Linked DNA regions of Homo sapiens: all the other regions are linked to region 2. Evidence: chromatin contacts called from ENCODE Hi-C or POLR2A ChIA-PET data. All regions are on one chromosome and are shown on one strand. Each heading gives the region's core, a stretch centred on a gene start or an enhancer-like site at or near the end of the contact. The rest is flanking DNA. Distances are from core to core; before and after follow the strand shown. Region 1 holds the start of SARS1 (seryl-tRNA synthetase 1). Region 2 holds the start of EEIG2 (EEIG family member 2). Region 3 overlaps VAV3 (vav guanine nucleotide exchange factor 3).

The links. A loop is a pair of places that touch in the nucleus more often than their neighbours do. ChIA-PET counts read pairs that join two places held with the same protein, here RNA polymerase II (POLR2A). Pooled maps may share reads with other maps.
Region 1: a pooled map shows a loop between it and region 2 (7-fold over the local background). The contact joins the promoter of SARS1 here to the promoter of EEIG2 in region 2. A Hi-C loop is called at or near these places in 6 of 50 pooled maps. POLR2A ChIA-PET finds 5 or more read pairs at or near these places in 2 of 52 experiments (CD4-positive, alpha-beta T cell and WTC11).
Region 3: a loop to region 2 is called in a pooled map, with 16 times the contacts of the local background. The contact joins the enhancer-like site here to the promoter of EEIG2 in region 2. A Hi-C loop is called at or near these places in 6 of 37 single-sample maps with no recorded cell type and 9 of 50 pooled maps.

The regions. Positions count from the first base shown.
Region 1 is chr1:109,212,099-109,215,197 of GRCh38, reverse strand. It overlaps SARS1 (seryl-tRNA synthetase 1), which reads right to left and starts at 1,280. Exons shown (of 11, transcript NM_006513.4): 1 at 1,070-1,280. The coding sequence starts at 1,205. RefSeq lists an enhancer at 857-1,216 and a silencer at 1,267-1,486.
Region 2 is chr1:108,558,659-108,561,557 of GRCh38, reverse strand. It overlaps EEIG2 (EEIG family member 2), which reads right to left and starts at 1,458. Exons shown (of 11, transcript NM_001010883.3): 1 at 993-1,458. The coding sequence starts at 1,129. RefSeq lists enhancers at 255-304, 768-867 and a silencer at 1,258-1,797.
Region 3 is chr1:107,933,884-107,936,922 of GRCh38, reverse strand. All of the region lies in intron 1 of VAV3 (vav guanine nucleotide exchange factor 3), which reads left to right. Among named protein-coding and RNA genes, the nearest start is that of VAV3-AS1, 29 kb to the left of the region's middle. RefSeq lists an enhancer at 111-647. Within about 2 kb of position 1,267, at least 15 of the 41 ENCODE cell types and tissues checked have a DNase peak (open chromatin) inside an H3K27ac peak, as active enhancers do.

The DNA.
Region 1 (3,099 bases), core at 31-2,530, 650 kb before region 2:
AACTACTACAATAGAGGGCCTAAGACATAGAATCAGCACAAAACTCAAGTTAAACAAATATTCTTTTGACATCCAAGATCCTTATAAACAGGAGAAAATCAATTTTCCTAATAGAAATCCATCACACTCTTGGATAGTGGCTGCCTTTGCAGTGTACTGTCATCGACCTAGCTCCCAGATGGTTGCAGACCTATTGCATCAGACAAATCAAATCACAAGTACTTGACAGCATCCGCCCAACCAGCGACCACTCCAGTTAATACAGGCAGAGATTTATGGGCAGATGGTTCTATGGTTTTATTCGGCTTCATGATAGATGCCCGATATGACTCCAAGATCCGGCAGTTCCAGGTTCTAGCCCAACTCTGCCAATGTCTTTAAAGGAAAACGTCCACAAATCACAATTAAACAGCTTCAGTCATTACAATCTTTTGCTCGCCTCCTCACTCCCCTCGCGTTTGATCTACCACGGAAAAGACTTTTCTAATTCTTAAAGGTATGCCCATAGGTCGGGGGATGGCCTTCCGAAAAGCTTCAGGGTCATTTATTTTGGCCAAGAGCGGCCTCCAACGCCCCGAAATGCTTCCGATACCGAAGGAATGAATCTACTGTGTTGCAGAAGTGACGCAGTCTCAGGAGAAGCCTTTGATCCTATCAAAACAAAGGAAAACCACTCTGGCCTTGCTGAAGATGAGAAAAAGACTGGGGGGGACCAAAGATTCGTGTTAGGAAAGCCGCGTAGACCCCACAACCTCCCGCCCCGGCATGTTCTGGCAACCCCTGGGGCAGGAAGGCTTGACAGCTCCCGATGCGCGTGCGTACGCACACTGGCAGCGAACGGCACTGAGCACGCGTGGAAGGGACCTCGCTCCGCCCGGGTGGAGGAGAAAGTGGGATGACCCCGGCGACCAGGCTGTGTTTTCGGGGATGGGGAGAACCTCGGAGCCACCGCACCCTGGGAGGGGGTCTGACGAAGGGTGGAAGCTGTGGCCTCAGGAGCGGTGGCTGGATTTGAGAGAGAAAATTGGGTTTAGCATCAAGGAGGTAACCCGCCCGTCCCGGTACTTACATCGTCGCCACTCGCTGTCTGCCTTCACCAGCTGGTCCACTAGTCCCGGGTCCTTGAAGCGCTTCTCCTGCGTCTCTCGGATGAGGGCTGGGTCCCCTCCTTTATCCACCCGAAACAAATCCAGATCCAGCACCATCTTCTTTCCTCCCGGGCCAACGCTCAGGGAAGCAAGGATCGCGCCGCAGCACTCAGCCTGTGACCGCCGCACTGCGCCGGCGCGCTGACCCGCCCTTCCTGCGCAGGCGCAGCTGGAGCCCGCAGGCGACCCTCCCCGCGACCGGAAGCGGCTGGTTGGAGGCGGGGCCGCGGAGGGAGGGGAGGGGAGAGTGGGTGGGCGTGGGACTATACCTCTGGTTCCTGCTCCCCAGCTCTGCTACAGTCTGCAGGAACTGTGATCGCCACATAAAAGTGTGAATGCCTCAGTTTCCTACTCCTGTCTCAGGCTAGGCAGAGGCCTGTCCCCTCATCCCTAGCTTAGAGGCCGGGGCCTTCACCAGGTGCCCGTTTTCCTCTCACTAGGTTGGGTTCTTCCACTGGGCTCTTTCCCTGAACCTCGGCCGTCTTCTCCATCTTGATACAAGAGGATGGCATATTTAGTCCCAGGGCTACCTCAGCTTAAGATTCCTGCTCTCGTGCCTTAGAAATGGTATACCTTTATTAATCTGATTATTGGATAAACCAAATTGTCACTTTACCAACTCTTAAGAGCACAGCTTTGGGAAAGTGCGGTTGTCTTTTAGAGAGAGACGAGAGAAAACTTTTCCAAAGGGACATTAAGCAGATTTGAACGCCGTATAAGGTGTTGAGGTCATGTCTTGGGTCAATTTGAAAGCGTCTTGAAGAACGGTTTGTATCATACTTTGATTTTATAATGTTCAGACCTTTAAATGAAATATTCTAGTTGCCGAGTGAAGCCAAAGTTATCAAAGAATCTCCCTGATAACAAGAGATTATTTGAAGGATTTGGGAACAGGTGATCTCCTCCCCCACCCCCACCCCCAATCCTTCCACTCTGCAGAAACTTTAAAGCCTCACTTCCAATGCCTTCTCGAAGCTAGATGTGCTAAGACCTTCTTGATCTTATACCGCCGTCATGGACTCCTGAGATGAGGGTGTGACATAGCTAACTATCATATTATTTATTTATAATATGAAATATATTTGGGCTTTGTCCCTGGTTCCTGACACAGCCCCTAAAACCCTTGAATTTCCTGGGTTATACGTAATGGGTCTCTTTGATAACACCTGAGTTTATAATAAGGAGGTGATTTAGGATGGGGGCCCTAGATAACCTTAGGATGGGGCCAGTCACCAGAGAGACCAAGTGATTGGAGGATTGGAACTTTCATCCCCACCCTTCAACCTCCAGGAAAGGGGGAGGGGAGGAGCTGGACATCAAACTCTATAAACGCTCGAACAACAAGAGTTGATGAGCTTCAGGGTTGTTGAACATGTGGAGATGCCAGGAGGGTGTCTTGCCCAGAAAGGTTATGGAAGCTCTGCACCCCTGACACCTTGCCCTATCCATCTCTTCATCTGGCTGTTCATTTGTACCCTTTGTACTATCCTTTATAATAAACTGGTAAATGTTTCCTTGAGGTCTGTGAGCCTTCTCAGCAAATTAATCAGACCAAAGGAGGGGGTAGTGGGAGCCCCAGTTTATAGCTGCTAAGAAGTATAGGTGAAATCTACTACTTGCAATTGGCATCTGAAGAGGAGCAGTCTAGTGGGATCAAGCCCTTACCCCATGGAATCTGACACTACCTCCAGGTAGCTAGTGTCAGAATCAGAATCGAATTGAATTATAGAATGCTTAGCCAATGTCCACTGGAGAATCGCTTGGTGTCTGAGGAACTTACCCCCCAGGGCCCCTCACCACTGCATCTGGTCACAGAAATGTTGTGTGTTGAGTGTGGGTTTTTGTTTTTGTTTTTTGTTTTTTGTTTTTTTTTGCCTCTTACACTATCCCTGCTCCCCAAAAAGCCTCTGCCAAGCCAACCCTGAAGTGTAGGTCAGGTCTAACAACAATG
Region 2 (2,899 bases), core at 209-2,708:
CCAGTGACATTATTTCCTTTATACTATAAATGGGATGACGGAATTTTTTTTAAGTAGAATATTTTTAGGGCAGAAATAAAGCCTAAGACCAGTATATATGGGCAAAATAACATTAACTTTTAACCCTTCTTGATCTCAGGAACTCAAAAGTTCATTTAAAAAATTGTTTTCTCTCTCTATGTATATATTTTAAAGAAAGCACCTTAGGGTACATCTGTCAACCTGTGAGTAGCTCTGAAATTACTCAAGAAACACTGCCACACCTATTATTAATGCCACACCTATTATTTAATAGCTTCATTCTGTAACCTGCTAATGCCTCTCTCTGGGAGTGCCCAGGGGCTCATTTTAAAATGAGGGCAGGGCCTGGGCTCCCCATCTGGCTCTAAGCCCTCCCACAAGGAGACCTACTAGTGGCCACTTCAAGACTAATTCATCCAGCATTAGCGCCTAACTGGAGACGCCGCTCTCTGATGAGGCACAGACCGTTGTCTCGTCTGCCAGGAGCACTTGACTCAAGTCAAGCCTGGCCAGGCCTACCCCAGCCTCAGAGTGGGTGGCCAAGTCCCCTTGTAATCTACAAGGGAGAAGGAATTGTGCTAAGCACAGGTTTCTGTTCAGAGCTGGGCTCTTGGAACTCCTGCAGTTTGGGTTATTTTAGTTTTTAACAGCTCAAGTTCTACTTTGCATTTCACAAATATGGAAATGTCTTAAGAGAAAACAGAAGCATCCTCCCTCTCTGGCCATTGCTCCCATTCCTAGAGGATTTGGGAGGGAAGAGCAGATACCAGGCACCATCTGGAGTCAGGAGCGCAGGAACCAAGGCCAGCTGAGAAGAACCCATTTGCAAAGCACTTTGCAGATCAATAAATTCGACTGATTTTAGAGCGGTCCCTAGGGAAAGGCGAGCAAATGGGCCAAGGAGAGATGCTGCCCATCCAACAAGCCCTGGCCAAGCAGAAAGGGGCGAGGCGGCGCGGGAGGCGAGTTACCTGGAGGACTCGGCGGTGAAGCTGCCGCCGTCCAGCAGCCGCATCTTGCAGAAGAGGACCCCATTGACGAAGGGCACTGAGGAGAGCTCCTCGAGCTCGAAGTCCACCTTAAACTTAAACTTCTTCTTCTTCATCATCGTGAGAGCCAGGCGCCTGCAAGCTGGGCGCACGGCCGGGCGCCGCCGCCTCAGCTTGGCCGAGCCCCGGATCAGCCCAGCCCCATGGCCGGGGCCGCGAGCTGTGCGCGGGGGCGCGGCCGGGGGGCGCCGCAGGCCGGCCGCGGCCGGGGCCGCTGCCGCCGCCTCTCGCGGCAGCCTGGGCCGGAACGCGGCGGCAGCTGCGGCGCGGACCCCGACCGCCCGCGGGGAGCGGTCGTGCTGCAGCTCGCCCGGGGAGGTGAGCGCCCTTTTGGTGCTCAGCTCGCCGCCGCCGCCGCCGCCGCCTCCGCCGCCGCTGCCGCCCGTCTGGGAGTCGGGAGAGGCGAGGCTCGAGGAACCGCCGCCTCAGCGCCTCGGGGGTCGGGGGCGCCCCCAGCGGCCGCGGCCTGCAGCGCACGGCGGGGCGGAAGCCGGAGGGAGGGCGGGGACTTTGTGGGCGGGCGCGGGCTTGGCCGCGGACTCTAACCCGCGACGGCAGTTAGCACGTCACGCCTTTCTGGGGTTAAAAAAAGACAAACCCGACAGAGAAAGCTTCCTTCTACCGCTTCCTCTCCGCCTTTCTTTTCAGTTTTTGCACCGCCTCCTTTCTCCCCCACCCCCTCCAGTGGTTTCTTTCCTTTGGGTTTGAGAGCCATGGGTTAATAGAGGCAATTAAAATCTCAGCGTTGTTTTGGTCAAATTGAAATCCTAAAACTAAAATTTCCGTTAGGTACTCTAAATTCACGAGCCTTCAAATATAAAAGGAAGATAAGGTAGGAAAAAGGAAAATGATGTGCTGAGGGACTATCAAGGGCCCAGGCACCGTACTGCTGCAGGCGCTTTCTCTGGGGTATAGCTTATCTAGTTCCTGTCACCCAGGACAAAAGATAAAAGAGCAAAGAAGCAGTTAAAATAATACCCTCCCTTTAAAAATTTGTCTGTCTATACTGAGAACTGAAATGCTTAAAATCAAATTCTGCAGGCAGTCTGGCATGGCTACGCTGTAATCCCAGCTACTCGGGAGGCTGAGGAGGGAGGTTAGCCTGAGCCGGGGAAGCGGAGCTTGCAATGATCGGAGATCGCGCCACTGCACTCTAGCCTGGGCAACAGAACAAGCCCCTGTCTTAAAAACAAAACAAAATCTTCAGAGCAGGCTTAAAAAAAAATCTCCCTAGGGGAATAACAATTACCTGCCTTCTGTAATCATGCATGTATTGTTACAATGAATGTTACAAAGTTGGTTACGTGATGTTCATGTTTTTAAACTGAGTTATTGTCATTTTCACTCAGATTCTGCCACAGTAATTCTGAAAGGGTTTAATTGAAAATATTTTCTTTCTCAGTTTACTCGTTTACTCATTCATTCATATAAAAAAATTGCTTAAAATGTCAATCATCGGCTAGACCCCATAACCAAAAGCCAATAACTGCCCTCAAGAATTTTACAATCTAGTGAGGAAGACATGTTTAGACAGGTCATTAAAAAAACACAACCTAGCACCAAGCTATGTAGAACTCAGAGAAGCAATTAATTGAAGTTAATCAGTTTTCTGAATTTCAAAGGATGAAAATGATTTGGGACAAAGTGGGGTAAGTTGTTCTAGGAGAAATAAATTAAAAAAAAAAAAAGATTCAGAGGCAGGTTCGGGGGTGGGGATTTGGTAATGGATAAAGCTTCTTACCCTGCAGGACAGGGGGCAAAGACAGTGAGATGCATTTGGGGACTTTGAGATTTGTCATTTAGAGCACTGGATGAATGTTAATTTCATT
Region 3 (3,039 bases), core at 18-2,517, 620 kb after region 2:
GTCCCTTCCTTTTAAGGAATGATGTGTATCAAATCACAAGATCGGTCGGGGAAGGAGCAGCGTGACACAGGTGTATCTTTTCTGTGGTTTGCGATGAGGCATAAGTGCATAAATTCCAACCAGGAAAGGAAGTGCAGGGAATTCTACTCTCAGGACATCCTTATGGTCCTGACAACTTCTTTGGCAATGTCAGCAGCCCTTGGCATTTTGTCATGCATTCTTCTCCAACTTGAAATTCAGGCTTAGTGCATGCAGTATGCCACAGTCAGGCTTGTGGCTACTCCAGGAGGGGAGCTGTGACTCATTCTTGAGTCACTTGGCCAGCTTTGGTTTCAATTAAGCAAATGAATGAAAACAATTAAAAACAGAAGTTGCCGACTAAGGCTAATAAAAGGGCAGCAGTAATTTTTGTCTACTGTCACTGTTGTTTCTCTAGATTGTCATATCTTTAAAAACTCGGTAAGACAAATCTGTTAGTGTTTGATTTTAGATTTCTTGTTTATAATCTAAAAATCAGACCCAGAATCTGATTTACCTTTTTGGTTCTAATCTAGTTATATTGTAATTCTAACACTATGCACAACTAATTTATATATTAAATATAGAATTTTTCATTGGCTAAATGCACTTTCCTCAAATTTGTAAGAGGTTTTCCACTATTCAAAAGTGTTACATGTTGCATTAAGTCATTGTTGATTATTCAAATTATTTTCAGATTTATTTTCCAAGTACTAAAAAAAATTGTGGGTGTATTTTCAGGATGTTTTATCTATCAATTCATATTTTTGAGCCCCTCCTCTCCCTTCTCAATTCACATTTTAAAAATTATTAGTTCATCAAATCTAGGAACTGTAATAATGTCCTACGTTTACTTTTCTCCCCAAATCATAAAATTTCAGTAAAGTTTCCAAAAGGGGCATAAATGTGTCCTCATCTCTCACACACTGAAAAGCAAAATTCTTCAACTGATGGGGTATTTTCACCTCTTTGATGTCTGTGTGCCTCTGTCATCGGTGTAGTTCAGAGCCTTATCTCCCTTCCATTAGACCATCACCTGATATACCATGGTTTCTTTCATCTCCTTGTCATTGTAATAGGAACACCTTTCCCTTTGCTGGTTAACTCCTATTTCTCTGCAAAATACAGCATAGGTAATGGCCTTGGTTGGCCTGTCTGTTTTTGGTGCCTCTCCTGTGTGCCTCCCTAGCACTTCCCCTTTGTCATGGTGCACACCACTGCACCCTATTGTCCCTTTGCCTCTGCCTACCTTGCTGTGAACTTATTCAGGTCACGGATGGTTTCTTACTCATTTCTGTAACTGCAATGAGTAAGTGAGTGAATGAAATGTTCATCCTCATTCTGATGGGGAAACTTATTTCTAATTTTAGGGACTGAGGACCAAATTTGTGTATTTGTCAGACCTGGCTTTTCATTTTCTCCAACCACTGAACATTTCAGTGCTCGTAACACTGTAGGAGAGAGTAGACCCTGTGGTCTCTGTGCAGTAGGTGCTGCTGCTCCTTTCTTCCTGGAGAATTATATATTTACTTCTTTGATATACCTTATCACTGTGAATTTTATTTGCTGACTGGCAGTGTAAACTCTGGCTTTCTAGAGGTTTATCTTAGGAAGAACTCAATATTTATTCACTTGAATGAAATCAAATAACATTTGGCTTAATTGCTTTAAAATGAAGGAATAATTAGAAGCAACTGCTTTGCTTTGGAGAACTGTAGGAAACTGTAATCTTACAGCTGTAATTGCCCCCAAATGGAGAAGACCTTAGGAATTTATGTTGAAAGTAGAACACTGCCAATTGTTCTCATTGGCAAATTGGCTGATATGAATGTTTGCCAACCGGAAACTTGCCCCATCAGTTCGCGTAATCTGTGGGAGGTGAATATATTTTATGAAGAAAAGTGATAGAGGGAAATTAGAGGCTATTGTTACTAGTGTGTGATGGGTTCATGTACTACCAACTCTTCTCCTCAAAGCTGCAGATAGCCTGGTCGTGCAAGAATTTGTTTCTTGTAGCACGTCTCCTCTCATTTGCCTCGCTGTGCCGCTATATTTTGTTTAGCATGTGCTTTTCTCTTAATAACAACACAGTGATTCACAAAATTCCCCAGAGTGTGTGTTCAGTCTGAAATTTTCTGAATGTGATATTTGAAAATGCTAAATACAGCATATAATTAAAATTTCAGTGGTTAAGTTTTCATCATAACTTATTTTTGGAACTAAGAGTTTCCTTTTCGAGACTTTTGATGTGTAAGAAGGGTACAGTTTTTAACAGAGCTACCTGTGTTTGTTAGAACTATACTTTTTTGGTTAGAACTATACTTTTCATAGGAGCCGTTCCTCCTGGAGACACATCTTTGTCTGAAATATTTAGGAATTCTTAAGTAATTGTTGCTAATACTCATCTTAGTTAAATGGCTTAAAAAACAATTCCACATATGAAGGATGCACACACACATACACATAGCCTGTTTTGTTCTGTTTCTGTTTTCACAGGAAGAAAAAGAGTGGCAAAATATATCTTCTGCTCTGTTCTAAGGGTTTTGGTCCAGATCACAAGTCTCAGGATTCTTAGCAGCAGAAGAGTTTATGATTCTAAGTAGAGGTGCATCTGTTTCTTGTTGTAATATTAATAGATGACATCCAGGAAAGTCTTGGGTTTTGCAATATTTTCATCTAGCCATTTCACAGAATAGAGAATTTATCCTTATTCTAAAGGATATAATTATTTAAAGAATAAACCATAGAGTTCTTATAATTCCAAGATAATAAGAATAGAAGGCACTTTTGAAATTTCCTTGAATAAATCCTAATTTCTTGGATTAGAATTAAACAGCTTTTTGAGTATGGTCACTGATAATGTCAGAAACTGTTTTGCATTCAACAAAGCTGGCCAGAGACCAGTGGTAGTGCTTTCATCTTTTGGTCTGATCACTATTGTGAGCCAAGCTCCTGCTAAGGGCCAAAGAAGAAACTGTAACTTCTGTACTCCTCTTATGACTGTGGAAACATTGCTTTACC